Linked DNA regions of Mus musculus: all the other regions are linked to region 1. Evidence: chromatin loops called from intact Hi-C (ENCODE). Cell type or tissue: heart. All regions are shown on one strand. Links, peaks and the distances in the headings refer to the core of each region. The heading gives the core; the rest is flanking DNA. Region 1 overlaps Rslcan18 (regulator of sex-limitation candidate 18). Region 2 holds the start of Zfp458 (zinc finger protein 458). Region 3 holds the start of Zfp457 (zinc finger protein 457). Region 4 holds the start of Zfp273 (zinc finger protein 273). Region 5 holds the start of Zfp953 (zinc finger protein 953). Region 6 holds the start of Mterf3 (mitochondrial transcription termination factor 3). Region 7 overlaps Gm10037 (predicted gene 10037).

Evidence for each region. Hi-C counts contacts between places; a loop is a spot of excess contacts. Peaks named below come from ENCODE experiments on the same cell type or tissue, not always from the same donor. Only the 100,000 strongest peaks of a DNase experiment are listed, where the experiment ranks them.
Region 2: it touches region 1 in a loop (2.6-fold over the local background); 3 of 42 quality-filtered maps call a loop at or near these places.
Region 3: it touches region 1 in a loop (2.2-fold over the local background); 3 of 42 quality-filtered maps call a loop at or near these places.
Region 4: it touches region 1 in a loop (2.1-fold over the local background); 2 of 42 quality-filtered maps call a loop at or near these places.
Region 5: it touches region 1 in a loop (2.0-fold over the local background); 3 of 42 quality-filtered maps call a loop at or near these places.
Region 6: it touches region 1 in a loop (4-fold over the local background); 4 of 42 quality-filtered maps call a loop at or near these places.
Region 7: it touches region 1 in a loop (2.2-fold over the local background); 3 of 42 quality-filtered maps call a loop at or near these places.

What each region holds. Positions count from the first base shown.
Region 1 is chr13:67,106,379-67,110,888 of GRCm38, forward strand. It overlaps Rslcan18 (regulator of sex-limitation candidate 18), which reads right to left. Exons shown (of 7, transcript NM_001256052.1): 3 at 1,592-1,675; 4 at 1,190-1,241. Among named protein-coding and RNA genes, the nearest start is that of Rslcan18, 5.4 kb to the right of the region's middle. In heart, for the core only: CTCF peaks have their summits at 2,400 (motif pointing right) and 2,601 (motif pointing left); a DNase peak (open chromatin) is centred at 2,283; H3K4me3 peaks cover 1,858 bases; H3K27ac peaks cover 1,481 bases.
Region 2 is chr13:67,266,664-67,271,173 of GRCm38, forward strand. Zfp458 (zinc finger protein 458) reads right to left here and starts at 2,405. Exons shown (of 4, transcript NM_001001152.2): 1 at 2,368-2,405. The coding sequence starts at 2,373. In heart, for the core only: no CTCF peak of the experiment used is centred there; a DNase peak (open chromatin) is centred at 2,498; H3K4me3 peaks cover 1,266 bases; H3K27ac peaks cover 765 bases.
Region 3 is chr13:67,303,654-67,308,163 of GRCm38, forward strand. It overlaps Zfp457 (zinc finger protein 457), which reads right to left and starts at 2,759. Exons shown (of 4, transcript NM_001003666.2): 1 at 2,697-2,759. The coding sequence starts at 2,702. In heart, for the core only: no CTCF peak of the experiment used is centred there; a DNase peak (open chromatin) is centred at 2,838; H3K4me3 peaks cover 1,524 bases; H3K27ac peaks cover 1,186 bases.
Region 4 is chr13:67,811,543-67,816,052 of GRCm38, forward strand. It overlaps Zfp273 (zinc finger protein 273), which reads left to right and starts at 2,274. Exons shown (of 4, transcript NM_198322.3): 1 at 2,274-2,354. The coding sequence starts at 2,349. All of the region lies in intron 2 of 4930525G20Rik (RIKEN cDNA 4930525G20 gene), which reads right to left. In heart, for the core only: no CTCF peak of the experiment used is centred there; a DNase peak (open chromatin) is centred at 2,509; H3K4me3 peaks cover 1,138 bases; H3K27ac peaks cover 885 bases.
Region 5 is chr13:67,358,025-67,362,534 of GRCm38, forward strand. It overlaps Zfp953 (zinc finger protein 953), which reads right to left and starts at 2,548. Exons shown (of 4, transcript NM_001038651.3): 1 at 2,480-2,548. The coding sequence starts at 2,485. Gm17039 (predicted gene 17039) reads left to right here and starts at 2,641. Exons shown (of 2, transcript NR_167764.1): 1 at 2,641-3,039; 2 at 3,148-4,510. In heart, for the core only: a CTCF peak has its summit at 2,157; a DNase peak (open chromatin) is centred at 2,607; H3K4me3 peaks cover 1,444 bases; H3K27ac peaks cover 1,021 bases.
Region 6 is chr13:66,931,261-66,935,770 of GRCm38, forward strand. Mterf3 (mitochondrial transcription termination factor 3) reads right to left here and starts at 1,812. Exons shown (of 8, transcript NM_025547.4): 1 at 1,675-1,812. Ptdss1 (phosphatidylserine synthase 1) reads left to right here and starts at 1,570. Exons shown (of 13, transcript NM_008959.3): 1 at 1,570-2,426. The coding sequence starts at 2,248. In heart, for the core only: no CTCF peak of the experiment used is centred there; DNase peaks (open chromatin) are centred at 1,551, 1,821 and 2,111; H3K4me3 peaks cover 2,842 bases; H3K27ac peaks cover 1,850 bases.
Region 7 is chr13:67,842,388-67,846,897 of GRCm38, forward strand. It overlaps Gm10037 (predicted gene 10037), which reads left to right. Exons shown (of 4, transcript NM_001309374.1): 4 at 609-905. The coding sequence ends at 683. Among named protein-coding and RNA genes, the nearest start is that of Gm10037, 14 kb to the left of the region's middle. In heart, for the core only: CTCF peaks have their summits at 1,950 (motif pointing left), 2,152 and 3,335 (motif pointing left); a DNase peak (open chromatin) is centred at 1,954; H3K4me3 peaks cover 1,130 bases; H3K27ac peaks cover 1,025 bases.

The sequences.
Region 1 (4,510 bases), core at 365-4,364:
GGGTTGTGGCACACATCTTTCAATGTAGGTCTTGGATGAGGCAGACATAGTACCAAGTGTTCGAGGTAAGCCTTGTCTATATTGGGAGTTCAAGGTTAACATGTAGTATGTAAAGTCTTCCCTCATAAAAACGAGACAGAGAGAAATGTGGAAAACAAAGATTTTAGAAAATATGGTCTTTAATCTTACATTATTTGAAAAAGCGAACCATACAAATTAAAACCTGTACTTCAACAAATACCGGCCTAGATAACCCTAAATTAATTCACATGGGGTGAAGATAACAGGGGCTCCTGACATAGGAGGAGCCTCTCTAGGTTCTCTCTGCAGAAACAGCACTTGGGGAAGCTGAGGGATGACACATTACAATGGACAGATGAAAAAGAACAGCATAAATACACAAGCAAAGCCTAGGACTGTAAGCTTACCAAGCAGTTCATCCCTAACAGACTTGGAAAAGAGAGGAGGCCACAGAACAAGGACTTGTTCTAGATCCTCGCAAGTGAAGAGCGGTGAGAAGCCTATATAAACAATTAGTATCCTGAAAAACACCTCCCATCAGAAGAGCAGATGAGAGGCTGAGGAGATGGCTCAGTGGTTAAACACACTGGCTGTTCTTCCAGAGGACCCATCTGTGGGCTCACAGGCATTTGCAACTCCAGTTCCAGGGGACCCGCCCCTTGCCTGTCTTTAATAGGCACCAGACATACAAGTGATTCACAGATATACCTGAAGGCAAAATACTCATTAACACACACACACACACACACACACACACACACACACATATATAGATGAGAGAGAGAGAGAGAGAGAGAGAGAGAGAGAGAGAGAGAGGGAGAGAGAGCACAGAGGGAAACATCAATGGAGAAGGCTAATGAATCCCAAGTCACAAGAAGTATCAAGGAAGTTGTTTAATAGAAAACTCAGAATTGTCTTAAGGAAAACAAAAAACAAAAACAAAAAACCTAGACTTTTCCACACGTGAGAGATGAGAAGCACACCCTTCCATGTTCTTTACCCAGGAGATGGCCACCTGTCAGCAGGAAAACTGCTCAGCTCATAGACCAGCAAGAGCATCGTGAAGATAGAGACACTTCCCTGAGAGAACTAGAGCAGGTCCCCAATGGAAGCTGCAAGGATCATCACCTAATGCTGTCCCACACAGAACCACCACAGCACAGCTCACCAACTGATGCTGATAGGAGTCTGCTCTTCTCAGGCCACTGTGGACTGACTGCCTGTGGGTGGAGGGCAGAAGGTCTGTCGCTATGGTCTCACTAGGTGGGTTTTGACTAAATTCATGGAAACACTCCAGGACACTTAAGCTTAAGCGTGACAAAGTTTACTTTCTAGGTGGAAGAAATGCAACGCCTTTCTGGCCAGGGAGCAAAATGTGATTTCCTAAGAATTGCTTCGTCGTATCACCTAGTCCCCTGATCGGAATATGGAATCTCACTGCCCCCTCCTTCAGTGGAACCTGGTTCTGGACACAAGCCTAGAACAACAGAATAGAGTGGAAGTCACAAGAACTCTCGCACCTCCTGTCTGTGTGCCTCAGAGACATTTTGTGAGAGAAGTCCTGACAAACCTTGCCCTTCTCGAGTGTAGGTTCATCGTCCCTGTCCATTCCTTTTCCTCTCCTCGTTCTTCTAGAATGTAAGAGTTTATAAACCTTATAAACAAGAACACTAGATGTTTTACAAACTTTATAAACACGAGTACTTCGTTGCTATACAGTGCGGTCGTGACCAGAAACTCCACTTTCTCTAGACGAGCGGGGAAACCTGGCTACAGCCAGAAGAGAGTGAGTCAGCTAGTACCAGGATGCTTCCACAGCCAAGCTGGAAAGAGAGCTCCCAGCCTTGCCTTTCTTTCCACCATGTGGGAAGCATGTCTGAAGCAGCAGTAGACTGATGGCTGCTCCCAGCACCATCGCCGCCGTCCTCTCCGCAGCGCTGACTTAAATCCTGACTCAGCAGCCCAGCCTTGGTTAGAACAGCCCCTCCAAAGTGAGCTTTTCCCTATTTCATAGATGCCCCGTGACAACTCCTTTAAAGATGGACCTACCCGTCCACACTGCACAATCCCTCGGGCCTGGCGGGCTGCTCTGCACCCTGAACCAGCCTTCACCTCAGAGATCCAACTCCAGCAGGGTAGTTAGAAACTTGTTTGAGTCCAAAGTGGAAAAGGACTCGCTATGAAGGGCGGAACATGCGCAGAAAGAACTCAAAAGGCGCTCTGGCTTCCCTTGCTTGTTACGTCACATCGAGGGAGACTACATTTCCCATAAGTCTGTGTAATGGAGATCCAAGAGTCGCTGAATCCTATGTGAAAGGATGGAAACACACAGGTTCTGCCGCTAGAGGGAGACAGTGGAAGGAAATCAGGCTGCTTTTAAAGTCTTCTGCTCACAACTGTGATGTTGGAATGTGAAACCTTACGCTAATGTTTATTAAGTGTACTGGTTATTTCTGGTCACTTTACTGTGGTTTCACTCAGCTCTGCTAACTGTAGGAAAACGTTCATTTGACTCAATTTTTACTTGGAGATAATTACAAAAAACTAACATGGGAAGTCACCGCTACGTCTTTCGAATGTGCTTTGAAGACAGGTTCGGCGGCAGCCACCTGGTGGCAGCTGCTCCTGTATTGAAATGAAAAGAACAAAAAGGAATTGGAGGAAGCTGGGTGATGTGACAAGTTCCATAAAGTCAGGAGGCCTTGGTTTTAGTGTGCGACACTGAAAACAGCCCACACAGGAGAACCAAAATCAGTCTTGTGGTGGCAGGGACACAGAGAAATTATTCCCTGAATACCGTGGTCTCAGAAATATGTTCCCGGGAACACAAAATGAGCTACAAACCCACTTTGCAGCATGGATGTGTGTACCCTCCTGTCTTTTCATAAGGATTGTCACTCCTGTATCTGTCACTGCTGAGGTCAAATCATATACAAACTCTATACATGTTAGTACTTGCAACAGACACTGATTCTCAAGGAAACTATTTCTGAGCAGACATACTGGGAAGTTCATATTTCATTTTCTCTCACCATAAGCCACTCACATTTTCTCTCTATGGCGTTTTTGTTGTTACTACTTCCTTGAAATGATTGATCATGAGTTGAGTCATAGCAGGTGACAGGTATATAATACATTTACGTTATAATGTACTCGGGAAATGAATACTACACTGCGGTAAAGAAGGAGGCAATAATGACAAGAGAATCCTGCAAGGTTAACAATCCGAAGTATGTCTTCAGAAGAGGTACAAAACTACATTCCCAGTATGTCTATGTGTTTCCTGATGAGAGATGTGTTAATGAAGGTTCCTACAATGTATCTGGGGTAGTGGTACTAGCTCAGTATGTGGTGGCCATAGGGACTCTTGAAAATTGCACAAACAGTTGATTTTACTGGATTTTTCAGGAACATATTTTTAATATGACTTTTAGCAGGTATTTATTCATGTATTTTGTATGAACATTTTTAAAGTGAGGGAATAATATTACCTTCAAATATCACTTTCTTTTCTAAAGTAAAAACCTATTATTTAATGTTCTTTTCTTGGTTTAGTCCAAACAAGTTTTCTCTGTGTAGTCCTGTCAGTCCTAGACCTAAATCAGTAGACCAGAATGGCCTCCAACTCAGAGATCCACCACCCACTACCTCCTGAGTGCTGGAATTAAAGGCGAGCATCACCATGCCCAATGGAAATTTTAATTATATAATTTTCTTTCAATTTTATGTGTATATGTCGGTGTACACACGTATGTAGAATGTATGCATGTACTTTTTTTGTACATTAGCCTGAGCATGTTAGATTAAGGGACCTGATCCTCTGGAACTACTGCTACATGTACTTGAGAGCCATGATGTGCTTGTTGGAAACCAAACCCAGATTCTCGGCAAGAAGACTAAATTCTCATAACTACTTTAGCCTTCAAACTTACACTTTGAAGTGAACTTGCCAAACATCACACCTAATGAGAATGTTTCAATGAGGGGAAATTAAATGAACAAGATATTATACAACCTATCTTATTAGAGGTAATAGATAAATTTGTCAGCAGGGTCTAAACAAACACATTCAGCCTGAGAACTTAACTTCTGGTAGACTTTTTCATAACTATGTCTGGGTTACTATTATTTTACCTAATGGGACTCCCTCTTAGATCCTGCACATATAGTTTGTACCTGCAACATGGTAGCTCCTCCTCCTCTTGAATTAGCATCAAGGAATAGCAACTCTCAGATGAGTCAGTACCCTTTCAATTAGGTTTCCAGGTAACAGACACAAACATACACACATGTTGGAGTTTGGTCTGGCGATGTTTGTATTCATATGTTAAGTTATATACCCCAACATCTGGTTGTCCCAAGAAGAGAAAATTCTCACATACACCAGCCTTTGTTGTACAAACCTTACCCCCCAGTTTGAAATGATTAGTTAAATAAAAATCGCTATGAACAATTACTGGGGAGAATAGAGAGAGGCAGGGTATAAGTT
Region 2 (4,510 bases), core at 120-4,119, 160 kb after region 1:
AAGTATGGATATTCACAGATGATATGATAGCATGCACAAGTGACCCCCAAAACTCTACCAGAGACCTCCTACATCATATAAACATCATCAGCAAAATGGTTGGATACAAAATCTGCTCAAAAAAAAAAAATCAGTGGCCCTCAGTTATATGAACAGTAAACAGACTGACAAAGAAATTAGGGAAACAACTACCTTCTCACTATCCACAAATATTATAAAATATCCTGGTGTAACTCTAACCAAGCAATTGAAAGACCTGTAAAACAAGAACTTCAACTCTCTGAAAAAGGAATATAACTAAGATATCAAAAGATGGAATGATTTCTCATGGTCATGGATAAGTAAGATTAACAATAAAAATGGCCATCTTATCATAAGCAATCTACAGATTCAATGCACTTCCCATTAAAACTACAACATAATTCTTAACAGACCTTGGAAAAACAATTTTCAACTTCACATGGAAAAAACAAAACAAAACTGTATACCTAAAACAATCCTGTACAATAAAATGACCATCCCTGATTTCAAGCTGTACCACAGAATAGTAAAACAAACAAACAAACAAACAAACAAACAAATAAAACAACAACCACAAATGCATGATATTGGTACAGAAACAGAGAGGTTGATGAACTGAATCAAATACAAGATCCTGAAATAAACCCATACACCTATGAACATTGATTTTTTTTTTTTACTAAGAAGACAAAAACCATCCAATGGAAAAAGAAAGCATCTTTAACAAATGGTAGCTGTCTAACTGGATGTCTGCATCTAGAAAATGTAAATAGATCCAATTTATTATCCTGCAAAAACTCAAGTCCACATGGATCAAAGACCTCAACATAAAACCAGATACACTAAGTCTAATACAAGAGGAAGTATAAAGTAGCCTTGAACACACTGGTACAGGAGACAACCTCCTGAACAGAACACCAAATAGCTCAGGCACTAAGATCAGTAACTAATAAATGGGGCCTCATGAAACTGAAAAGCTTCTGCAAGGCAAAGGTCGCTGTCAATAGGAAAAAATTGGTAGCCTACAGAAGGGGAAAAGATCTTCATCAACCCTATGCCTCATGGGGGTGGGGGGGGTGACACCCAAAAAATATAATGAACTCAAAAAGGTAGACACCAACAACCCAAATAGCCAATTTAAAAATGGGTTAAAGAGCTAAGCAGAGAATTCCTCAATAGAGGAATCTTTAATGGCCAAGAAAGACCTTTAAAAGGTCCAACATTCTTAGCCTTCAGGAAAATGCAAACCAAGGTGACTGAGATTCTACTTTACACCCAGCAGAATGGCCAAAATCAAAAACGCAAGCCACAGCACATGCTGGCAAGGATGTGAATCAGGGAGAACACGCCTCCATTGCTGGAGGGAGTGTCAAGTTGCACAACCACTATAGAAATCAATTTGGCAGCTCCTCAGATAATTGGGTATAGTTCTACCTCAAGACCCAGCTATACCACGGTCATATACCCAAAAGATGTTCCACCAAACTACAAGGCACCTTACTCAACTACATTCAGAGCAACTTCATTCATGATATCCAGAATCTGGAAACAATACAGATATCCCTCGATGAACAAATGGATAAAGAAAATGTGGTTCACTTACACAGTGAAATACTGCTCAGCTATTGAAAATAAGGATATCAAGAATTTTTCAGGCAAATGGATGGAACTAGAAAACATCATACTGTAGGCTTAGAAATTTCAAGACTTACTTAATTAGAGTTCTTGAACGCTTCAACTTTCCCTCTAGCCCACGTACCAGAGGTAAGGGGAAAGAAAGGTTAATTATTTGGATTGTGCAAACACGGGTTCATACCAATTCCAAGATTATTCTGTGGCTATACAGCCATGTATTGTGATGATTCAGGTCACAGCGGTGTCTATTAGAAATTCCTATTCAAACGGAGGCGTCCATAAATCTAACAATTCATTCCAAGGGAATAGGAACTAACATTCCACACAACAGTTGCCCTCACAAGACTTTCTGTTCCAGCACACTAGGAAATTTAGGAAGTTCTGTAAATCCCGAGAATCTGACTATAGCCATGTGATCACGGGTCAGCTAGGCAGAGCATGTTCTTCAGCAAAGTTGAGTGCGCTCCCTTCAGCATCTCAGGCACAGGCAGTCAGCAGAACCAGATTGCCCTGGCCATCCTGTTGTTTTCCAACCTTCTCCTCTTCAATCTTGTTCCCGGGGGCAGTGGCCCATCCTAGGTCAGCACAGCATCTCCAGGTCAGCAGCTTCCCCTGTCTCCCAACCAGCCTGAGTCAGCTCCCTCCGCGCCCGACCCGCCACCCTGCACAGTCCCTCTGGATCTGCAGGACGGCGTTGCTCCCTGCACCAACCTCCATGTCAGAGATCCAAGCCCAGTTCTGAGCAGGACAGTCCCCTAACTTTGGGGGAGAAGCGAGGTTTAAGAACGAACCCGGAAGTTCAATACTGACAGCCCCTTCTGGTGATGTCATAATTGTTGGGACTACATTTCCCACAAGTCAGTGCAAAGGACTTCCAGGAACACTCCAAATGGGTTTTGTGCACTGCCTGGGTACCTGCCCTACTGTGAGCAAGTGGAATTAGAAAGAAACAGTCTTCTGCACATGGGCAGCCACAGGGCATTCGGGCTTTTTTGAAGTGCTGTGGTCTCAGCATGCGATGTTAGCCTGTGAGTCGAGCCTTTCTCAGTAATGTTAATCATGCTAGTTATTTCTGCTAAAACGTGATTTTAAAGCTCAAACCTACTTATGAAATCATACTAACACATGGGAAATCATGCTTTCATGGTCTGCTTTACTTAAAAATAAGGAAGCAGGACGGTAATGTAGGACTGTGCATTTCTTTAATGAAACCACGCTTGGTGATCCCGCCTGACATGCAGCATCTCAGGTGCTTAAAACAGAAGAACAGGAAATCAGGCTGGTGAGATGGCTCAGTGGGTAAGAGCACCCGACTGCTCTTCCAAAGGTCTGGAGTTCAAATCCCAGCAACCACATGGTGGCTCACAACCATCTGTAATGAGATCTGACGCCCTCTTCTGGAGTGTCTGAAGACAGCTACAGTGTACTTACATATAATAAATAAATAATAATTAAAAAAAAAAAAAGAAGAAGAACAGGAAATCAAAACTAGTCACCACCGGGTGTTCTCTGAGCACAGGCTTTCCTCCTCCCCATCTCCCAGCAGGAGGTGCAGAGCTCCTGGGATCACACTGGTGAGTCTACTGACTCTTGGTACACTGTGCACTATAGGATTTCCCTTGTTCCCTTTGATGTTCCTTATAGAATTTCCTCTCTCCTGATCACGCCATGATTCATGTTTCAGACGATTTAAATATTTGTTATCTGTCTTGAACTTCCCTCACTTCTAAGCAGAACACTGAGATGATTCCTCCTTGAATACAAAGGTGTTAGAAATATGTCCCTACGATTGTCAAGTGAGCTCAGTGTAGTAAAGAAGCTGCATTGGGACCATGGAGTACTGAGAATGCCCATCTCTTCTTAGGAAGATTTATTGCTGGGCAGTTTGTGTTTGAGACAAAGGTACACACCCATTATAAGGAAGGCTTCATGCTTCCACGATGTATACAGATTGATGAGGAAGCTGTTTCAGTGCAGAGACTATGGGAAGTTCCTATTCAATTCTTGTATTCCAGGCAGTGTGCTAAGCCAGGGATACAGCTCCTCTTAGAGAAACTAGAGTCATCAAGCAGTATTAAACAATACCCCTAATACATTCACCTGGACACTTGATTGGCATGTCTGTTTAGAATGAACTCATGACTAGTCTGTACTCCTGAAGGCTGCAGGGAAGGGCATTGCCAGCAACCATAAGTACTGCTAGGCTTTCAATGTGTGAGTGTACTGACTGAGGGAACTGACTCACCTGAGAGGAGCTGATCTGTGAGGATGAAACCTCAACTGTTCCGCAGTTTCCATTTCCTCCTAGTGAAATTGGTTAATTCAAGAGAAGGAGGTAGGCACAAACTGAACATGCAGACTCTAGAGAAAGCCTCATTCAGCATGGTGTTAGCGGCCCGGGCATACTTACAGAAAGTTTACCATAGTCTGATTCTCAGGCCTTATATGCTTGTTTAGACCATGTTGGAAGTTTTAGCTTTATTGCCTACACTATCATTTTATAGTCACTTAATCCTTTAAGTTTCTCCCATAGAAACATTCTGCATTCAATGTGATGTGTGGCCAAATTCCTTTTAAAAATCTATGCTTACAGTAAGCTAAAGAGATTGTTCAGTAGTTGAGAGTAATTAAATTCTTACAGAGCATGAGTTTGTTTTCTAACATTCACATTGTGGCTCACAAGCACAGTTCTAGAGGACCAGCCCAACTCTTTTGACATCATGAAGCTCATATAGAAGAGAGGAGCACAGGGACATAAACAGACAGACAGACAGACAGACAGACAGGCAGGCATGCATGCACACACACACACTGCTAGTAAAATTATATATGTGTGTGTATACATATAAACAAA
Region 3 (4,510 bases), core at 377-4,376, 200 kb after region 1:
TTGCAGAGTGTCAAGTTGTTCAGGAAAAATTCAGGTAAAATTAGAAATCCCCATGAGGTCATGACAGGAAAAAAAAACAGAAGAATATGCAACAATAACTAATCTTTCCTGAAAATCAGAGGAAGAGTCAAGTCAGGCAAAGAGGAGAACCTTTCCCCACATGGTAAATGGAAACAAGTTCCTAATCTCCAACATTAACAAAAGGATGCTAGTGAAAATGTGGATTTAAGATTTCAAGTACGTCCCATAGAACTTCTTAAAGCACATTTGTAACATCTTTATTTTTTTTTCCATTTTTTATTAGGTATTTAGCTCATTTACATTTCCAATGCTATACCATGTAACATCTTTATAATTAGAAGATGTCAATTGGATGGATTTCTGTCCGGTCCCTGGTGCTCAGAAGTGAAAGGAACATGAAGAAGTTATTATAACACCCAAAGAACAACATTTTAAGAATCTTTTTAATATGCAGAGTCTCACGTAGCCTAGGCTCCCTTGAGTTGGCTATGAAGGAGAGGATGACTTTGAATTCCAGGACTCCTGACTCCTCCTCAAAACACAGAGATGACAGAAATGAATCATAGAATATACTTAAGTTCACTCTTCAATAATTAGGCTGTTTGATTTTAAATACATATAAATAAATATTTGGTGCCTGTAAGTTATATGTGACGATGCTCATGTACTCTTTCTATATTATAAGGACTGTGTTTTGTTGCACAAGGCAGCACACAATTCCCAATTGATAAACTGTTATATGTAACATTAACTAGGAAGTGTCTATTTATTCTAGATATGGTTGCAAACTCATTGAAAATTCCAGTAGCTAGGACAAGGTGGTCTGAAGCCCATGCTTCCTGACAGTAGACTTGAATGCTGTAGGTCAGGCTCCAGCTCTGGCTCACAAACACTTGGTTTGACTGAAGAGTGATAATATAAGCAAGATCCCCTGAGATAGGGGGAGCGGCTGTGGAGGAGAAATCTTGAAACACACACACACACACACACACACACACACACACACACACACACACACACACACACTAAAATCTGTGTGTATTCTGTGAATGCAAAACTCTTGTAAGGAGTCTGTGGGTGCAGAGTCTGATGGCCCACGTGTAAGTTCACCGAGGGGCAGAGCCTGGAATTCTGCAGGTTCAGGGTTAGCTGTCTTACCTTGGGCTGGTTTTACCTTCAGGGTCAGTCCTTGCCTCACTCTATAGTGGACCACATAGCTTATGACAATAGATAAAAACCTCCCAGAATCCACTGACAAGGGAGAACATAAGTTTCTATGAATCCAAAAGCTAAAATCTCAGCAGATGGTATCTTAGGTGAATAGAATATCTCCCATATATCGTAGTACATGCTTCTATCGACTCACACCAAAGTATTTTAAATTTTCCTTGGTTAATGACATTCTTTGTTCTGTAAAACCATGAAACTGATTCCATGTTGGAGCATAGAATTTGGATTAAAGTAAATCTGTGTTCTCAGATCAAGGCTATTCAAATGGCTCTGGACTAAACTATTCTCTTAACCCTTCAGGAGGAGAACTATGCATAGACAGGAACCTATGTGAAAAATCATTAGACCCCAAATGTATAACAGCTTTCCAAATTTATATTCCAGCTGTTCCAAAGCAGTTGAAAAACTTGGGGAATTCTTCCTAAAACTATTAAAGGTGCCTCAGTAAACCTGAATGTCACATTGAGGGACAGAAAATTTAATATTTAAGACAGTTAAATTTAGGACAGTTCAGACGCTGCTGACAATGTGAAGAGACAGAAGAAAATCATGTGATAAGAAAACATAGTACAATGTACAGAGCCTGGCAGATTAGAGAGCAATGTACAGAGCCTGGCAGATTAGAGAACAATTTACAGAGCCTGGCAGATGAGCAGAGCCATTTTCCTCTTCCCTTTCAGACTTTCCAGCCCCACCCAGCAATCTCTCATCACACCAAGTCGTCTCTCATCTGAAAAGAAGTCCAAATTTGGACAGAACACATACTCAGAACCGTTGAGGTACTGCTGTCTAGCGATTTTAATTTGATGTGCAAAATCCATAATTATCTGGATTGGGCAAACATAGGTTCATACCAATTACAAGATTATTCTGTGGCTACATAGCCATGTATTGTGATGATTCAAGTCACAGAGATGTCTATTGGAAATTCCCACTCTAACCAAGGCATCCATAAATCTAACAATTCATTCCAAAGGAAAAGTAACTAACAACCCACACAACAATCACCGTCACAGGACTCTCTGTCCCTAGACACTAGGACCTTTGGGAAGCTGTGTGAGCTCAAACCAGGAGTAATCTCTAGGACATAAAGTATATGGGGCGCTAGATGTCCACGTGTTCTGTATGTCCTAAGAATCTGACAACCACCACAGGAGAACCCGTCAGCTAGGCAGAGCACGTTTCCCCAGCAAAGATGCGTGAGCTCCCGTCAGCATCTCAGGCACAGGCAGTGAGCAGACCCTGCCTGCCCTTGCCATCCTGCTGTTTCCAACCTTCTCCTCTTCAAACCTGTGCCCAGGGACAGTGGCCCAGCCTAGGTCAGCACAGCACCTCAAGGTCAGCAGCTTCCTGTCTCACAAGCCCAAGTTGGCACTCTCTGTGCCCTATCCGCCACCCTGCACAGTCCTTCAGATCTGCAAGATGGTGCTGTTCCCTGCACCAACCTCCATGGCAGAAATCCAAATGCAGCGCTCAACAGGACAGCTGCACAAATTTGAGAAGAAGCGAAGTTTGAAGAAAGAATACGGAATTTTGTTGCTGACAGCTCTTTCTGATGACGTCACAGGCGATGGGACTACATTTCCCACAAGTCAGTTGGAAGGACTTCCGGGAACCCACTGAAGAGCTTTTGTACACTGCCTGGATTACAGTCCACTGAGAGCAGCTGCACATGGGCATGCACATGGAATTTGGGCTCTTTTAAAATCCTTGGTCATGGCACGAAATGTTTGCCTGTAAGATGAGCCTTTCACAGTAATCACGTTCATCACGTTTCCATGTTATCTCTGCTACAACTCTGATCTATGTATAGAATCATTCACGAATGAAAAATTCATGCTTTCATGATCTGCTTTATTTAAGAATGTGGAAGCAGGAAGTTAATGTAGGAGTGAGCATTATCTCTTTACGATTCTATTGAAACCATCTTAGTCGCTTAAGATAGAAGAATTGGAGATCAAATCTAGTCACCAGCAGATGTTTTCTTAGTACAGGCTTTCCTGTCTCCCAAGGGGAGGGGCAGAGTTCCTGGGATCACAATGGTGTGTGTACTGACTGTCGAGCCATTGTGCACTTACAGGATTTCCCTTTGCCTTAGGTTTGATGTTTCTTATTGATTTTCCTGTCTCTGCACTGATCCTGTCATCGGTCATATTTGAAAATATTTGAACATTAGTGTTATCTGTCTTGAACTTCCCTCCCTTCTAAATAGAACACTTGAGTGTTTTCTCCTTGAATACAAAGGTATCAGATATATGTTCATATTACTGTCAAATAAGTCACTGTAATAAAGAAGTTACACTGGAAACATGCAGGATTGAGAATCCCTACCTTTTCATGGGAAGGTTTATTCCTGTGTAGTTCATACTTGAGTCAAAGTTACAAACTCCATTACAGAAAAGGCTTCATACTTCCCGGAATCCTAATGATCCAAAAGGAACCCGTTTCAGCGCAAAGACTGTGCAGAGTCCCTATTCTTTTTCAGGAGTATGTTTATCCAGAGATGCAGATCATTTGCTCACTCAGAGAAACTAGAGGCAAGGAGCAGTACGTGTGTGTACCTGTGCTTGATTGGCAAGCATCATGACTGGTCTGTCCTCCTCCTGAATGCTGCAGTGAAGGGCATTGTCAGAAGCCACAAAAGTTATTATTTCTCAGCATAGCTAGTTTTCCAATATGTGTTATGTGTTGAGGTCTGGTCTGTTGCTATGTATGTAATGCTAAATTCTATACCCGAAGATCTAAGCCTACCACAGACTTCTCACATTTACAAGGTTCTGTTGTGCAAACCTTGTTCCTTGATTTAATACTATTAGTTAAATCAAATTGGCTACAGCCAATTACTGGAGAAATTACAGGTAGGTGGGTTTTGAGTTACCTGGTAGAGGGTCGAGAAGAGAGAGAGAAGGAAGAGAGACCAGGAAAAGGAGGAAGAATGGGGAAAGAGGACAAAGATGCCATGTCTCAAAGATGAGACATGGCCATGAGAAACAGCAAGTATCTGGGGTATACCATCGGGAAGAAAGGAGGACACCAGGATAGCAGTTAGAAGAATAAATGAGGGCTGCCCTCCCCAGTAATTGTCAAAGCCAATGGAAATAACCATAGTCTGAGTCTTATTTATTTGTAAGCTAGTCAAGGGTAAGCTTAAATTAGTTGTGTGTATGGTATATGTATACATGTATGTTTGTGTCTTTTCATGCACACATTTGTAAGAGGGTAGTCATTCACATGAGATGTGTTCATCCGTGAGGATGCA
Region 4 (4,510 bases), core at 340-4,339, 710 kb after region 1:
TTTCTTTCCAGCTGAATAACATTCCATTTCACATATGGACCATATTTTTATTACCAATTAATCTATTGAAGGACATTTGGAATGTTAATATTTACTAAGTAGAGCAGCAATGGTCGTGGCTGAGCAAGTGTCTGTGAAGCACACTGGAGGCTCTTCTGGGCATTTGCTAAGAACTGGTACAGCTGAGTCATATGGTAAGTGCCCTTGTTAGGGTTACTATTGCTGTGATGAAATACCATGACCATAAATCAAGTTGTGGAGGAAAGGGTTTATTTTTTTTTAGAGTTGCATATGGTAGTCTGTGGGCTTGTGTACTGTAGTCTTTCCACAGAGGTCACCCTGCTGGGTGCAAGGGTTCAAGCAAAAGTGAGAGAATGGGAGCAGGAAGGGGGAGTCATTTCCTCTGCCTCTGCTGCTGCAGCTGGATCCACCTCTGTCTTCAGCATTGCAGTCTCAGTTGCTCCATGTTACCCTACACTGAGTCAGGCCAGGCTGGTCTCACTAGCCAGCAAGGAGTGTGAGGGAGGTTCAGGTGGCATTTTGGGAGAGCAGACCTCTTGCCACACCACCTCCAGTAGGATCTGTGTTACAAGTTCCACAGACTAAGGCAATTGACCTCAAAAGGGGGAGGCCTCCTGGAACCAGTTGTTGAACTCTTCACCAGAGAAAAAATTTTGAGTCGTAGTTCTCATGTCAATCTATCTGTTTTGTTTTCTCTTATTCCTTTTCTTATTTATATGTTCCTGGTAGCCTAGGCCAAGATCTTAAGTGAGAATAATGGGTAAGAAATAATCCCTAGAGATTGGGCCACTAACATGACCTTAACCCCAGGGAAACCAACACTTTACTTTCTAAATCATTTACAAAATTATTATGATAAAAACTTTCCCAACAATAAAATTTCATATGGCTACACATGTGTCATCGGAGGTGGATTTTGGTATATGTTAAAGAAAGCCTTAATTAGGAAGAATTAAAGTAGTTTAAATTTATACACTGAAGATTATAAAAAATCAGGCACTAGATGTTAAATAATTCCATGGGGCTGGAAAGTTAGTTTAGCACTGATCATTAAAGATTTATTAACCTGCTCCTAGAAATATGCCACTAGCTTTGGACGGCAGCCCCCACTGGATACATCCTTTTAGAATTGTTATATTTTGATGATTTATGATGATGTTACCTGTTCTGTTTGCAATGCACTGAATACATGGTTTCAGAGTTGTAATGCTTGGATGATTTTTCTACTTTACTGTGCCAAATGATTTTTGTTGGTATCTGTGAATGTTTCATTTGGATGTAGTTTCTAAGAGATGTAATGTTTAGTTTTTTAATGTATAATATCTCCTGCTTGAGAGCTGCAGAATACACTCAGATTCAAACTGCCTATGTGTTTGTTTCTATTTGTCACTGTCAAAACCTTATCCACCTAGCTTCAAGGACCCTCATTCCAGGGACCCTCATACTTGACTGTGGTGCTCCGCGGCAATCTCTTATGATAGAAATCCTATGATGAGTGATGAATAGTGTGTCAAGAGTCAGTTCACTGGCCATATTGAGCCCAAGATCAGTTTTCCTCCCATTGAGAGTAGAGCCAGGAGCTGGAAGAACATCTGGTGGTGAATAGTTGTGTGAGATTGTGAAAGAGAATCCGGTAAAGCTCTGGCACAGCTCTCTCAAATATTAAATTGTTTACACGGATTAATTGAGGAACGTGTGGACAAGGGACTAAGGACAGAAGAAAATCTCAAAGGGTTTCTGGGGCTTATCGGTAAGAGATATCTGTGTTTCCTAGCCCATATCCGCCCCAAACTGTGGATTTCAGTGTACACACCAAAATTGTTCTGTTTTTTGTTTTTGTTCTCCTCTTTGATTTAGTGTCATAATGGATGTTAAACCTAGGCCTCCTTTACTCCAGGCAAGTGCTTCACCAGTGAGTAGCCCCCCATCTCTTTTGGTAGTGTGTAATTTGGGACATAGACTTGTGATTCTTCTGTCTCAAACCCCTGAGCTTTTTAAGACACAGCATTGATCAGAGTAAGAAGTAAACTTAATACACATTACTGTAAAAGGCTGCACTCATATTCGCAAATTGCCCTTTGTAAATTTGGGATTTTTAAAGGAGCCTAATTCCAGTTAAATACAATCCATGACCTATAAACCCTCTGACTTCTTTGGTTCAGGGCAGTCCTTCGCATAGACTTCTGGGAAATGTAGTTTCTCTCTGCATGACCCCGCTAGACAGGACTCTGCTCTCTGTGCTTCCGGGTTCATTTTGCATTTGTGATTCTCCAAACTCTGCGGCGTTCTCAAAGTTCGGACAGTGTGGCTTGTTCTTCGCGCTTAACATGGAGGTTGGTCCCGGGTGCAGCCTAGACTTGCAAACCTCATGAACTCTGAGGTTGGGCGGGTCCGGCGTGCAGGGAGCCGGTGAGGGCTGGGCGGGAGGCGGAGAGAAGCCCACTTGGATGTGCAATGCAGATCTAGGCTTGGCCAGAGTGCAGGGGTGGGGCGCACGCACGGTGCCAGGAGCGAATGCTCTGTTAGGACGGAGCGACTGCCAGAGTCAATCATGTGTTTCAGGGACCTGAGAGGTGGCCTGCTAGTGCAAGAATGGAGATCGGAAAGCTTGAATCCTGTCTAGTGACGTCATGATTAGAGGGACTGCATTTCCCACAAGTCTATGCGAAGATCTCCAAAAGAGCGCTATTGCCCAAGGCTTTTCAATACCTTTAGGCTACTTTTAAAATACCAGATTTAAAGAGGTTGTTGTAGGAATATGATTCCACCTTTCAATGTCACTGTGTATTGAGTTTACGTCTTACTTTGATCGATATGTTGTGACTTTAAAAGCTCAGGTGTACCTAGAATCGTATGGCAGGAGGGAAAATGCACATTGACACAATTTTACCTTATGATAATGGAGCAAGGAGCTACACTGAGACACACCACATGGCTAGAGCAGGGTGGCTTGGCTGATCGTGCGGAAGCAGGCTATGATGAGAGCGCACACAGCCCCTTGGCTGGGGAAGCTTGCTGTTACTAGCTTTCACATTGCTATTGTCAGATCCCTCAGGAAATCTAGAGCAAGTGGGTTTTTCTGAGCCCTCCCATATTCTATGACAGGCCCAGGACTCTGGTTTTGAGTTCGTGTGGCTCATAGTTTCCAGGACAGGGAGTTCTGCGGGGGAGTTTGGTGTATGGGATGTTCGTCCCGTTTTCTTTGTGATAAATTGTTAGTTTTCAGGGCGGCTCACTTTGGATAGGAATCACTCCTTTACCCACTGTGACAGAACCCTCACATTCACACACCTGTATGAGGCAAAAAAAAAACAAAAAACAAAAACAAAAACAAAAAAAACAAAAAACAAAAAACAAAAAAACAAAACCAAAACCAAAACCTCATAGAGGGGGCGCTCTGAGCTTTGTACCTTCCCAGCTATCACTGATCCTATAGTACAGACTGGAAAATACTAGAAGATATTAACTCATAAAATTGCACCAGAGACTGCGATGTAAGAAATTTGTTTTCTTGTGGAAAGATTGAGAGATGAAGTTGAAGAGCTGTGGCTCACTCATGGAACTGTGATTGTAAACAGCTGGCTGCTCATCCCGTCCTTTGTATACACGTGTCTCCTCACCCTGCCATTTGTGCTGTTTTTGCCACACCAGTCAAATTGATTTGTATGCTGGAGACTGACTTACAGCATTAAAATCTATACCTAAGAAGCATGGGTTTAAACTACATTATCGTAAATACTAGTATTTTCTATGTATTTTTTTAAGATGTATTTATTTTTATTATATGTAAGTACACTGTAGCTGTCTTCATACACTCCAGAAGAGAGAGTCAGATCTCATTATATATGGTTGTGAGCCACCATGTGGTTGCTGGGATTTGAACTTCGGACCATCGGAAGAGCAGTCAGGTACTCTTACCCACTGAGCCATCTCACCAGCCCTCTATGTATTATCTAACTATATTAAAATAATATGGACACATTCTAGTCAATGCCACTGTCATCATTTGTATATTCTTGGATCAGGGAGTGGCACCATTTGGAGGTGTGGCCTTGTTGGAATAGGTGTGACCTGGTTGGAGTAGGTGTGTCACTGTGGGTGTGGGCTTAAGACACTCACTCTAGTTGCCTGGAAGTCAGTCTTCCACCCGCAACCTTTGGATGAAGATGTAGAACTCTCAGCTCTGCCTGTGCCATGCCTGCCTGGATACTGCCATGCTCCCACCTTGATGATTATGAACTGAACCTCTGAACCTGTAGGCCAGCCCCAAGTAAATGTTGTTTTTATAAGACTTGCCTTGGTCATGGTGTCTGATCACAGCAGTAAAACCCTAAGACAGAAGTTGGTACCAGGAGTGGGGTATTGCTGTGATAGGCCTGACCATGCTTTTATTTAAAAGAATGTGGATTTTGGGACTTTGGATTTGGAACAGAGTGGATTGCTTTAAATGGGGCTTAATGGATCATTATGGTAGGAATATGGAAGACTT
Region 5 (4,510 bases), core at 252-4,251, 250 kb after region 1:
GTGCTGTTCTCAAAAGATTCATGTGAATTCAGCAGAAGTCACCACGAGGTCATGTCAGAAAATAATCGTGAAGAGTATGCAAACAAAACTACCATTCCCTGCAAATACAGAGGAATACTCAAGCCAGGCAAAGAGGGGAATCCTTTCCCACACAGTCAGTGGAAACAAGTTTCTAATCCCCAAACACTAGTCATTAACAGAAGGATGCTAGTGGAATTTGGATTTAAGATTTCAAATATATCTGATACAACTTCTTAAAGCACATTTGTAAGTTGTCATAATTAGAAGAAGTGAATTGGATGGATTTCTGTCAGGTCACTGGTGCTCAGAACTGAGACCAACCAGAAGAAGTAATTACCACATTAAAAAAAAAACCCTACGTTTTAATATTCTTTTTAAACCACGTGTCTCAAATAGCCTAGGCTCACAATGAATTGACTATGAAGGAGAGGGTGATTTTGAACCCCAGGATTCCTGACTCCTCCTCAAAAAGCAGAGCTGTCAGAAATGAGTTACAGACTAGGCTTAAGTTCACTTATCTGCCATAGAGCTGTTTAATTTAAAATATATATGAATATTTGGTACCTGGAAGTTATATATAGCATGCGGCTGTACCCTCTCTACATTGTAAGGAACATGTTTTGATGTACAAGGCAGCACAAGATTCCAACTTCATATACTCATAATTTTCCTACAGTTTAGCAACATTTATTAGGAAATATCTATTACTCTAGATATGGCAAGAAACTCATTGAAAATCCCATTAGTAGAACAAGGTTGTCTGAAGCCCATGCTTTCTGGGAGTAGACTTCAATGCCATAAGCCAGGCTCCGGCTCACTAACACTCAATTGGACTGAGGAGTGACAATATAAGCAAGATCACTGAAAATAGTGATAGGAGCTGTGGAGGAGAAACCCTGCAAAACACACACACACACACACACACACACACACACACACACACACACACAAAAACCTGTGTGTACTCTGTGAATGCAAAACTCTTACAAGGAGTCTTTGTGTGCAGACACTGGTGGCCCATGTGGAAGTTCACGGAGGGGCAGAGCCTGGAATTCTGCAGGTTCAGGGTTAGCTGTCTTACCTTGGGTTGGTTTTCTCTTCAGGGACAGTCATTACCTCACTCTATAGTGGACCACACAGCTTGTGACAATAGATAAAAAACCTCTCAGAATCCACTGACAAGGCAGAACATGAAATTCTATCAGTCCAAAAGCTAAAACCTCATCAGATGGTATCTTAGGTAAATAGAATATCTCCGATGACTCTATGAGACACACACCAATGTATTTTAAATTTTCCTTGGTTAATGACATTCTCTGTTCTGTAAAACCATGAAACTGCCTTGTGTTGAAGCACAGAATTTGGATTAACCTAAGTCTGTATTCTCAGATAATGGCCACTCAAAAGGCTGACTAAACTGTCTCTTAACCCTTTAAGAGGAGAACTGCATTTTGCATGGACAGGAACCTATGTGAAAATTATAAGACCCCAAGTGTGCCAGAGCTTTCTGAATTTTTCTTACAACCACAGGAAAACATGAGGAAATCATTCTAGAAATGTCCAGTGAGCAGCAGTAAAGCTGGGTGCCAGATACAGGGACAGAGTGCATTTAAGAGAATTTAGATATTTCTGATAATGTGAACAGACAGAAGAAAATCATGTGACCAGAGGAGGGCCATCTCCTTTCTCTTTCAGAGACATTCCAGTCCCTTCCAGAGATCATGAGTTCCATTTCTCTCATCTCACCAAGTCATCTCTCATATCTGAGAAGGAGTCCAAATTTTGGACAGAACACATACTAAGAATTGTTGAGTATTATTGTCTAGTGTTTTTTTTTTTTAGCAGAAGGGCAAAATTCATAATTATTTGGATTGTGCAAACACTGGTTCATATCAATTACAGGACTACTCTGTGGCTATACAGCCATGTATTGTGGTGATTCAGGTACAGGATTATACATCCTGAGTTCTTATTCAACCCGAGGCATCCATAAATCTAACACTTTATTCCAAAGGAAAAGGAACTAACATTCCACACAACAATCACCCTCACGGGACTCTTTGTCCCTGGCACTAGGAACTTTAGGAAGATTTGTGAAGTCAAACTCCAGTACTAGATAGAACACAGAGTATAGGAGGCGCTAGATGTCCAAGTGTTCTAAATCTCCTGAGAATCTGACTACAGCCACGTGAGAACGGGTCAGCTAGGCAGAGCATATTTCCCCAGTAAAGATGAGTGCGCTCCTTTCAGCATCTCAGAAATAAGCAGTCAGCAGACCCAGCCTGCCCTTGCCATCCTGTTGTTTCCAACTTTCTTCCCTAGCCTAGGTCAGCACAACATCTCCAGGTCAGCAGCTTGCCCTGTCTCATAACAAGCCCAGATAAGCTCCTTCCGTGCCCGATACGCCACCCTGCACAGTCCCTCAGATCTGCAAGGTTGCGGTGTTCCCTGCACCAACCTCCATGTCAGAGATCCAAACGAAGGTTTCAACAGGACAGACGCCTAACTCTGGGGAGAAGTTAAGTTTGAAAATCAAATGCGGAAGTTTGATAGCAACGGCCAGCCTTCTGATGACGTCACAGGCATCCGGACTACATTTCCCACAAATCAGTGCGAAGAACTTCCATGAACCCACAGAACTGGGTTGTTCACCTGCTGGTATCCTGACTGTGATTCCTTGAAGTTGGGAAGAAACAGTCTTCTGCACTTGGGCAGTCACAGGGCATTTGGATTCATTTAAAGTTCTGTGGTCCCAGCACGCAATGTTAGCCTGTGAGTCGACCCTTTCACAGTGATGTTTATCAGGTTTCTTAGTTATTTCTGCTAGAACACCGTGATTTTAAACTATCTTACTACCACATGGAAAACTCGCACTTTCATGACTTGCTTTACTTAAAAATATGGAAGCAAGAGCTAATTTAAGGTGCTCTTGAAACCATCCTTGGTGACCCTGCCTGCTACGCAGCATATCAGGTGCTTAAGACAAAAGACTTAGAATTCAAAGCCAGCAACCATCAGGTATTTTCTGAGCACTTGCTTTCCTCTGCATCTCTCCCAAGAGGAGGAGCAGAGCTCCTGGGATCGCAGTGGTGTATGTCCTAACTCTTGGTCCATTTTGTATTATAGGATTTCTGCCTGTGTTAGGTTTGATGTTCCGTATTGAATTCTCCGTCTCTCATGTGAGCCTGTCATCGTTCATATTTGGCAATATTTGAACATCAGTGGTATCCGCCTTGAACTTCCGTTATTTCTCCGAAGCAGAACACCGAGATAATTCCTTCTTGAATACAAAGGTATCAGAAATATGTTCATAGCATTGCCAAATGAGGTCGGTATATTAAAGAAGTTACACTGGAAACATACAATATTGAGAATTCCCATCTCTTCTTGGGAAGGTTTATTCCTGTGAAGTTCAAGCTTGAGTCAAAGTTACAAACCCCATTGCAGAAAAGGCTTCATACTTCCCTGATATATTATGATTCAAAAGGAAGCTGTTTCAGAGCAAAGACTGTGCAGAGTCCCTATTGAGTTCTTTGTCAGGGAGTGTGTTTACCTATGGATGCAGAACACCTTCCTCGATTTAGAGAAACTAGAGTCAAGAAGCAGTACATTCACCTGGACACTTGATTGGCATGTCTGTTTAGAATGAGGTCATGAGTGGTCTGTCCTCCTCCTGAATATTGCAGTGGAAGGCATTGTCAGCAACCACAAGGACAGAATTTCTGAGCATAGCAAGTTTTCTAATATGTGTATGTGTTGAGGTTCGGTGTGTTGCTATGTTTTGTTATGCTAAATTCTCTACTCAAAGGTCTAGACTCTCTACTGACTTCTCACATTTACAAGGTTCTGTTGTGTAAACCTTGTTCCTTGATTTAAAACTACTGGATAAATCAAATTGGCTACAGCCAATTACTGGAGGGATTTGAGGCAGGTGAGTTTTGAGTTAGCTGGTAGGAGGTGGAGAAGAGAGAGAAGGAAGAGACACCAGGACAAGGAGGAGGAATGGGAAAAAAAGGACGAAGCTGCCCTGGAGCAGACGGACCATGAGCATGTGGCCAGGAGAAACTGCAACTTCCACTGGGAAGGCAGCCAGGACAGCAGTTAGAAGAGTAGATTAAGGGTTGCAGCTCAGTAATTGTCAAAGCCAAATGAAATAACCCTAATCCGAATTGAGTTTATTTGTAAGGCGTAACCTTAAATTGGTTATATTACACATGTATATGTGTACATCTATGTTTGTGTCTGCTACATGCACACCTACCTTAGAGGGTCGTCATTCACGTGAGATGTGCCCATCCTTGAAGTTGCAGCATCCATTTACAAGTCTTCTGCAGTCTCCATTTCTTTGCATTGTAATTGTGTGATTCAATAGGAGGAGGAGCTACCATAGTGTAGTCACAACCTGAACATGTGATCAAAGAAGAGCCTAATTCAGCAGAATATTAGGGACCCAGGCATACTTATCAAAACATCTAATGGAACCAGATAT
Region 6 (4,510 bases), core at 261-4,260, 180 kb before region 1:
GTTGCACTGAAAGCTCAAGTCAAGCAGGAACAATGTAGTGAGACTGCCTAAAAGAAAAGAAAAAGAATAAAACCCAAACAAGTAACCAACTCCAAAACCAAAACAGCAGAAAGAACTGAGTACAATACCTAAATATTAATTAAAATAATCACTATAAAGGAGCGTGGAGTGGGGAGGTCATGCCTGTAATCCTAGCACTCAGAAGCCTGAGGCAAGATTGCTCAAAGTTCTACAAGTGTGACACGGCTCAAATAAATGAATAAATGGAAAGTGCTCAATAAATGTTAGCCAGCAGTATTCTCAACTAAACAGACAAAAAACCTGTAACTGTCAATTAACTCTTACTTATGCCGTTGTGTTCTGTTTCTCTAGCCAGAGGATTCAGATAGTTTTATGTCCTGAATAGGAAGAAACATTTGAGAGTTTAATCTCTTGTTATAGTTGGGGGATGCTTGCTAAGAATAATACAAGGGCAAATCTTTCCTTCTGAAGTGGTATAGGAAGGCGGTGTTGGCAATAACCTTGTGGAATAGGCAATTTTTGCTAAACTTTAGTTGGAAAGGGGCTTCCAAGCCTGCCAATTTTCCCCTCAAACTCCCTCTCATCTCCAAAATAGTTAAAGTAGGAACTAAGTTGTGCCACCTAGACAAGACCAAGCTTCGAGAGAAACTTCAGCACAGCCAGGCAGGTCCAATCTACAAGTGGGGGTCCTGACAGTCAAGACTGGATATGTCACTGTAGCCCACGATGATGGAGGTTCAGACACTATTCTCCACATGCTTTTACGTATGCTATTCTAGAAAAAAACACTGGTCCACTCTCAGCATCAAAGTACTTTTTATAATGTTGGGGATTACAATAAGGGCTCTAGGGTACTTACAAACCAGCTCCCAGAACCCCAATTTCATTCTAGAGTCTGTCCAGAATCAAATTCAATACCCTTTCCACATTTAGTAGACTCTGTTAAATTCTATTTGCATTCAAAGATCTGAGTGCTAAAGACTAATAATGTTCACCCTCCACTTTTACTTGCCAGTGCACTCCTTTTCACATAAATTTGCTGTCTCAGCAATGTCAATGATTGATAGTCTGTGCAGAAGGACAGCACAGTCCCGCCCCCTCTCGAGACCCACCTTCCCAGGGTCTTTTCAGCACCAAGCTAGAGGTTTGGAGGGTTCCAGTTTGTTGAGTGGAAGTGAGTCCAGGACAAATAAAGACACAAAGGACTCAGAAACGAGTAAAGATGTGCACTCGTGAATAACGCCTTACGGTATGTACATTAAGAGGGCAAAAGAAAAAAAAAAATCCTTAAAATCTCTCAAGTTCATTAGTAGGGTACGCCAGCTCTCAGCGGTTACCGGGCACTCTTGTTTTGTTGTTAGGAATAGGAACAAGAGCCGAAACAGGCTTTTCTAGGTTCAAAATCTTTACAACTAATCCCGAGCTCCGATGATGAAAGATGCACTTCGTAATAAAGGGCCTCTGGGCAGCGCAGCCGCAGTCCTTAGACTCTTTAACCAACCGGCTTTATCCGGGAAGGACTTCCGCAGGAAGCCGGGACATCCTCGGGGCCTTAGTCTGAAGCTGATGAACAAGCCCGGCGACGTTGCCACCACAAGGTTTAGGTACCGACCGATCGAGCCCGAACCTCCTCTCCGGGTCACCGATACCTACCAAGCCGCGAGGCTCCCGGACGCTGCTGGGTACAGGTAGGCCGGACAGTAATCCGGCCGGGCGGCGGTCTCGCGCTCCTGCTTCACAGCGACCGTGCAACCTACGCCGGGGATACGGTGCACCGTAGCTTCGCAAGCCGGCGATTCGCCACGCTAGGCCGGCACCGCCCCCCACGTGGGCTGCGCTGCGAATGGGCGAGACCATCTGCGGCGGCGCGGGAAGGGACGCCGCGGGGGACCGGGACAGAGCTGGCCTGGGGTTTGCAGGCCCTGGAGCTGGTCGCCGCGTTCCCAGGATCAGTCACTCCGCCGTAATGTGGGGAGGGTGAGAGCTCTACGATGTCGCCCTACTAGGCTGCTTCTTCAGGCTGCCTTCTCCCCCTGCTCCGGGACGCGGTGGTGGCGCCGCGACCCCGCCCTCGCGCGCGGGTCCTTCCCTGGGCTAGCACCCTTCTCAGGGTGCCAGACCCCGCCCCAGCGTCAGGCACCTTCGCTGCTGCGGTCCGTCGCTGCCGGGGTCCCAGCCTTCTAGGGCCGGGGCCTCCGGGGCCGCGGCAGGACGGGGAGAAGAACTATGGCGTCCTGCGTGGGGAGCAGGACTCTGAGCAAGGATGATGTGAACTACAGGATGCATTTCCGCATGATCAACGAGCAGCAAGTGGAGGACATCACCATAGACTTCTTCTACCGGCCGCACACCATCACCCTGCTCAGCTTCACCATCATCAGCCTCATGTACTTCGCCTTCACCAGGTAAGTCTGGCCTGGAGTCGCGCGGAGCGCCGGGGAGAGGAGGACAGAGACGACAGACCGAGAAGCAGTAGAGGGGAGGGTGGCCAGGTGTGGCTGGTGGTAAGGAAGTGAGTAGCTGTTCCACGCGTGCAAGCTCGGGGACACAAGGGCCACACAGCTCCTCTGCCTACCGCGTGGCTTACAGTCCTCTCCGCCTACTTTTCCACCTGCCACCCCTCATGTCCAAATCCCATCTTTCTCATTCACTACGTCGGACCACACCAGGAACTCATGCAGGTCACCTAGCTGGGTGATCCACACCCCTTGCTCTGTATCGTTCTCTGTCACTATCAGAAGGCTCTGATCTCTAACCACTCATCCGTGGTCTGTCTCCAGCAAATGGCATGAACCATTTCATGATTGAACCTCCTTCAACTCACACTACACACATAAAACACACACCATACACAGAAAAATCCTCTGGCATTCAGTATTACCAGGCACACACACAAATGTACATGTGAGGTGCACCACACTGTTTTTCCTTTTATATACATTTCCCAAAGTCATCTAATGTAACTCTTCTCCCAGTCTCAAACACCACCTCAATGCCACAGCATCAGCAGTCGCTGTTGACACACATCCCAGTGGATGCCTCCCATGAAGCACAAGCCAATACCCATCATTTCCAATGTACTGTACTCTATAGGCTACCGCTGACCACAAGGGGCACATCCTGCCCTCTCATGCATCTCTAAAATACTGGCTGAAAGGGGATAGTGGCAAGCAGTTGTGTATTATCTAGAGACTAGAGAATGCTAACCACACTAAACAAAACACATAAAATGCACACAACATAACATGGCTCTCTTATTCCCCTAAAAATATACACACATGTTCAGATCACTTCTAATAGCTGTGTATTTCGTACCTTACAAAGCTATTGTATCTGTGGCCCCTTGACCTCAGCCAAGGAGCTAATGGATCCTACAACATACACACCCCTATTTCTGTCTTATAATTTATATTATCTGAATTACATTTTTTAAAGAGAGGGGAGTCATACCCTATCCACCAAACCATTATGGCTTCCAAGAGTAACCAAGATTTCAAAACTGGCTGTGATTTTAGGGAAGTTATTTAACTTTGTTCTCAGTGTGAGGGTCCATGCCTATAAAATGAATAAAGAGTTTGTAATCACTTCAGGATTAGGAAGACTAAATGAGTGTGTGCACTGTTGAGTAGAATACCTGGTATATGGTGTCCTCAGTGTTTACCCTTCTTTTTGTTTGTGATAGGATTAGACTGTATAGCTTAAGCTACCCTTTAACCCTTACTCCTGCCTTAGCCCAGTGTTGTGAGTATAAGCTTGAACCACCACACCCAGCTTTTCCTGATATTTTTATCAGTAATCAGTCAAAGTCTGGGGAAGATAAGTTTTGAAGAAATGTCTGGTATGTCGTAAAGGGGAGGCCAGAGGCATGCCATGCTACATGAGACAGCATTGTACAACATAGACCACACATGAGACAGCACTGTACCACATAGACCACACATGAGACAGCACTGTACCACATAGACCACACATGAGACAGCACTGTACAACATAGACCACACATGAGACAGCATAGACTAAATTGCAGATGTTGATTTGTATAAATTACTTCAAACATAGAAACAGTAGGTAACAGTTATTCTTACCTAGGGGTGCCACTTCCATTGTTGTAAAGTATGCCACTCTTTTGCAGACGAGACCTGTCTTCCTATAGCATCTAGCCAGTCACATTTCTAGCTTTGGAGAGAACTCACTCTTGAGCCTAATTATGGTTACTGTCCACTACCCATCATGCCAGTGGATTTTACTCTATAAAAGTTGTATGACTGCCTAATTTGTTAGTCCCCAGTCTCCTCATCTGTACACAAAATGAAAATACCAGTATTAACACCTCATAGGATTGTCATAAGATAGTTGTTTCTTAGCTAAGTGCACGACACTGAGTTAAGCACCATTTCATTGTTTGATAAAGCTTTCTAAACTATATTTGTTGCTGAGAAGATACAGTATGTTCTGGAATTGAGAATGAAGGTAGAGGTATTAGAAAGTG
Region 7 (4,510 bases), core at 121-4,120, 740 kb after region 1:
GCTCAGGGGCAGATGTGGGAGCTGCTGAAGTTGCTCAGGGGCAGATGTGGGAGCTGCTGAAGTTGCTCAGGGGCAGATGTGGGAGCTGCTGAAGTTGCTCAGGGGCAGATGTGGGAGCTGCTGAAGTTGCTCAGGGGCAGATGTGGGAGCTGCTGAAGTTGCTCAGGGGCAGATGTGGGAGCTGCTGAAGTTGCTCAGGGGCAGATGTGGGAGCTGCTGAAGTTGCTCAGGGGCAGATGTGGGAGCTGCTGAAGTTGCTCAGGGGCAGATGTGGGAGCTGCTGAAGTTGCTCAGGTGCAGAGAACTCCTGGAACAGACAGAGCAGATGGGAGGATGAATTTCGGTCCTTGGATTTTTAACTTGCAGGAGCAAGGCTTTTGACATCAAAAGGTTAGCTTTAAGAGGATTTAGCCCATGAATCACACCAATTTAGATTTTATCGATGGAATGTCTTTGACTATTTGTATAATTTTTAATATCTTGATTGGATTTCCTTAGCACTGATGACACACCACCACCCTAATTTGATGTGGAAAAGGTAATAGAATAAGAGGTATTTTTTTTTCTGACTTGGAGCAAAGTAATCTTGAAATTATCTTAACTAATAGGTTCTTCAGACTCCTTGCAGGGAATTGTGGGGAAGGAATCCGCAGTGTCACTACAGCCAGAACTGGAATGCCTGATGGTATACAGAGAAGCAAAACTGGCCTGGACACAGTCTCATAACTGTGTGGTTAGAGCTGTTGTATCAACTCTACTGTGCCCAAGAAAGAAGTCCAGGTGCTAAAGACCTTGCCAACTGTGGGCTTTGCTTTATCTCCAGCTAGCTGAGTGAACAAGAGGTGAGATTACAGTGGGCTGCCAGTAGGAAGGAGTGAGCATTAAACTCTGTGGTATTGCTTCGGAGTCTGACTCACAGTCTCTGACCATTTCATAAATTCCTCTGCACAAGAAAGCAGAGGTAACTTTTCTGATGTGTGCCAGGTCACCTTCTCTCTCCCTGTTTTGGGATCTGCTGCCTGTACAGAGCACTACAGTCTATGGAAATTAAAGTAAGGTAAGACCTCAGGTGACACCTGGCATTAGGAATGAGAAGGTGTTGCACTGCTGGCCTAAAATAAGTTTGCATCCTTTTGTATTGTTCTATTTCCTTTAACCACAGGCACAAGAAAGGATTACATTTTGAGCTGGGAGAATCACTGTGGGATTTGGTAATAAAGGGACCTGCTTCTTTGCATTTCATGGAGGTGTTTTGAGAAGAATTTTTGCTGTGACTTTACCACCTGTGATCTAGGAGCCCTGTCGGGAGCCAGTTACCTGCTTCTCTAGCAGAGTAAAACCTTGCCTGCTAGGCCGGGTCAAAACAGAACAGAGTTTGTGGCCTGGCAGAATGTTCTGCAGAGTGGAAGATTTCCTGGCCTACTGATGCATGGAACGATAAGAGGAGATGCACTTGAGGCTCAAGGTGAGGGACTGGACTTCCGATTAACCTTTGTAGAAGGAGCAGGAAGGCTCCCAGAGGATATCTGGATGGGAACAGATATCCTATGGATATGTCAGCCATTGTGTCTGCGAGCTTGTGGTTTTGCTTCCCACGGCACTGTGGGGTATAAAACAGGCTAAACTCATTAAACACGCTGCTGCTGTACTCACTGGACAGTCTTCCCTATCTGTCTCTTGTCTCTTCTTTCCGTCTTTCCTGCAATCATCCTCACTCCTCCCTCAGGGACTGTTTGACAGGAGCAGGCAGTGGCTCCAGCAGAGCCCCACCTAGGAGGAGGGCAGTGATTCCCTACTAGTGTGGTGGCAATCAGTACACAAGTGTGGGACTGAATTTGCTCCCTCGGGAGGTAGATCACTTCCGTAAATTGCCACCGATTTTCCCCCTTGTTCAGATTCTCTTGGTCCTTTTACCAGTAGTTCTGCATTTTCAGTTCCTTGGCTTTAAAAATGAGTCAGTACGTGACAATGTCTCCACCTGCTGGTAATGATGGTTACAACACCATAGCCACACTCCCCCCCCCCCCCCCCCAAACCCTGTTAAGTCAGTAATATTTTCTAAGAAGCGTCAGAGCTTCAGTAATGTCAAGTAGCGTTGAATTCAAGTTTCCCTGCGGGACCCACTACAGATGCGACACTTTGCTTCAGCGAATACTATGCGGGTCTGCTCTGGGCGACTGGGAAGCTCCAGGTTGCTGTCGTTCTACCCTACCCGCCCCCCCCCCCCCGCCCGCCCGCCCCCCTCCCCCCACCACCGCCACCTTGAGCAGGGTGGCTTAGACCTTGTTTGCCTCACTCCCTAGTTCACCTAGGGTGGAGTCTTCTGACCTTTGTCAAGTCTTTTGTCTGCAAGAAGCTACCTGCTGAGCAGCTGAGCTTGTTTTCCTGACAGATCCTGACAAAGCGACTCAACGAGATCCTGGCATAGTGGGGGATGGGTTCTCTCCCCTTTAAAAATCAGACCCTAGAATTAAAGTTGAGCCTTGATCAGAGAATTTTGTCTTGACCTGTTATTTCTCTCGCCGCCTTTCCCATCCAATCCAGCTTTCCTTTCAGGAGCTTAGTAACCTGTGGCCGCTGGCGGCTAGAGTTGCACAGTACTCGGAACTCAGAGGTGCCCCTCTCAGAAAGATACCATGGGGTCCCCAGACTTCTAGAGACGGTGGTGTGGGCCCCTAGCCCCCACGGTTTAGTGAAAGTGACCTTTTTACATTATGCATGTTTTCTTTGAAATGAGCATTGCCTCTCATCACTCCCCAGAGGGCAAATTCTTCACCCAATGCCTCCGGGTAACCTAAAGGGGATGATTCGATGGCTAAAGAAACATTGTTTCTAAAAATAATTATCTCCTTTTGTTTTTTCAACTTAATTTTATTTTTTTAATTCAGCTATGTGCCTTGCCATGGTTTTTGAAGTTTGACTCATCCCACTTACTGTGACCAGTCGTACTAGGATACTCTAAAGATGCTTTACTGCTTGTCCTTTTGCTTTATTGGGGATGAACTCAAGTCTTCAAGAATGTTAGGCAAGCCCGTTTCCACTAGGCCACACTTGCATCCCTGTCAGAAGAGTCAGAAGATTCTGATAGATGTATTTCGATTATCTTGGAAACTTCAGTTCTACCTGGTTGCTCCCTTATCTTCACTCTGCCATTTTACAGCTTTGAGTTCTTTCCCAGGGCCATAAGAATACTGTGTCCCCTGGGGGCTGAAGAGATGGCTCAGTGGTTAAGAGCATTGTCTGCTCTTCCGAAGGTCCTGAGTTCAATTCCCAGCAACCACATGATGGCTCACAACCATCTGTAATGAGATCTGGCGCCCTCTTCTGGTGTGTCTGAAGGCAGCTACAGGGTACTTACATATAATAAATAAATAAATAAATAAATAAATCTTTAAAAAAGAGAGAAAGAAAGAATACTGTGTCCCTGACTTCTCCTCAGCCATACTCAGTACTGTCAAACATAAGAAAGGACACAAAGTCCCATTTTCTGTGCAGTATCTTTGGAGATATGTATATGGCTCTGTGGACCACTCGAGTATCTCCTGTTCGGCTCGAAAGGGGAAAAAAATCACGTTACTAGGAAAAGGGGCTGAACAGGATATGGGAAGAGGGTCTTTCCTCATGTGTGATGGAGCACATTCCATCAATGTGCTCACTGATTAAGATATTGGCTGCCCAGGAGGTGCACATCTGTACTGCTAGTACTTGGGTGATGGAAGCAGGAGGGTCAAGGGGTTAAAACCAGTCCTGAGCAACACAACAAGTCACTGAGTTAGAACCAGGCTTCAGATGTATAAGACACCATGTCAAAAAAAAAAAAAAAAAAAAAAAAAAAAAGACAGAACAACACAGTTTAGAATTTGGGGAAACAGAAACTCAGCGTTTCTGGGCTCATCTCTGAAGAAGCATTATTTTATGATAGCTGTCCATCTTGATTTCAAATAGCTCTTTGTCCCTGACCCAAGCTCCAGGAAGAAAGGTTCTCAGGAATCCCACCTGAGCAACTCTAACCCAGAAATATGCAGCTGTGACCATCAACTTGTGATATGATATTACTATTTTTTTTTTGGCTTTGGTAACTTGCTCATACAGATGTTTAAAAATTATTCTGAAGTTGTTTTGACTGCCTAATCTTGAGCAGAACAGCTCTTTGCTTGCTTATGCAGACATTCAAGATCTTGTGCAGATATTCAAGGTCTTCTTGCATCTTTTGCCTATAAAACACTTCCCACGTCTGCATCTTCCATCAGACAATAGTATTCAAAAACAACCATCCAGATGATAGGAGGAAAAATATATTGGGTTCTTTGCCAAGCTCATGGGTGGGGGAAGCCTCAATCTGGTCAGCCTTTGAAAGGCTCTAACATAGTCTGGTGAGGGAATTAAATTGAAACTGCTGTTTCAAAGCAACCTGATAATGGTGCTGTATATATGCGGTATCTCCATAAAAATTTCTGCAAAATGAATGAGCTTGCCTTTGTCTTCAAAATTGGTTTGTTTTAATACTAAT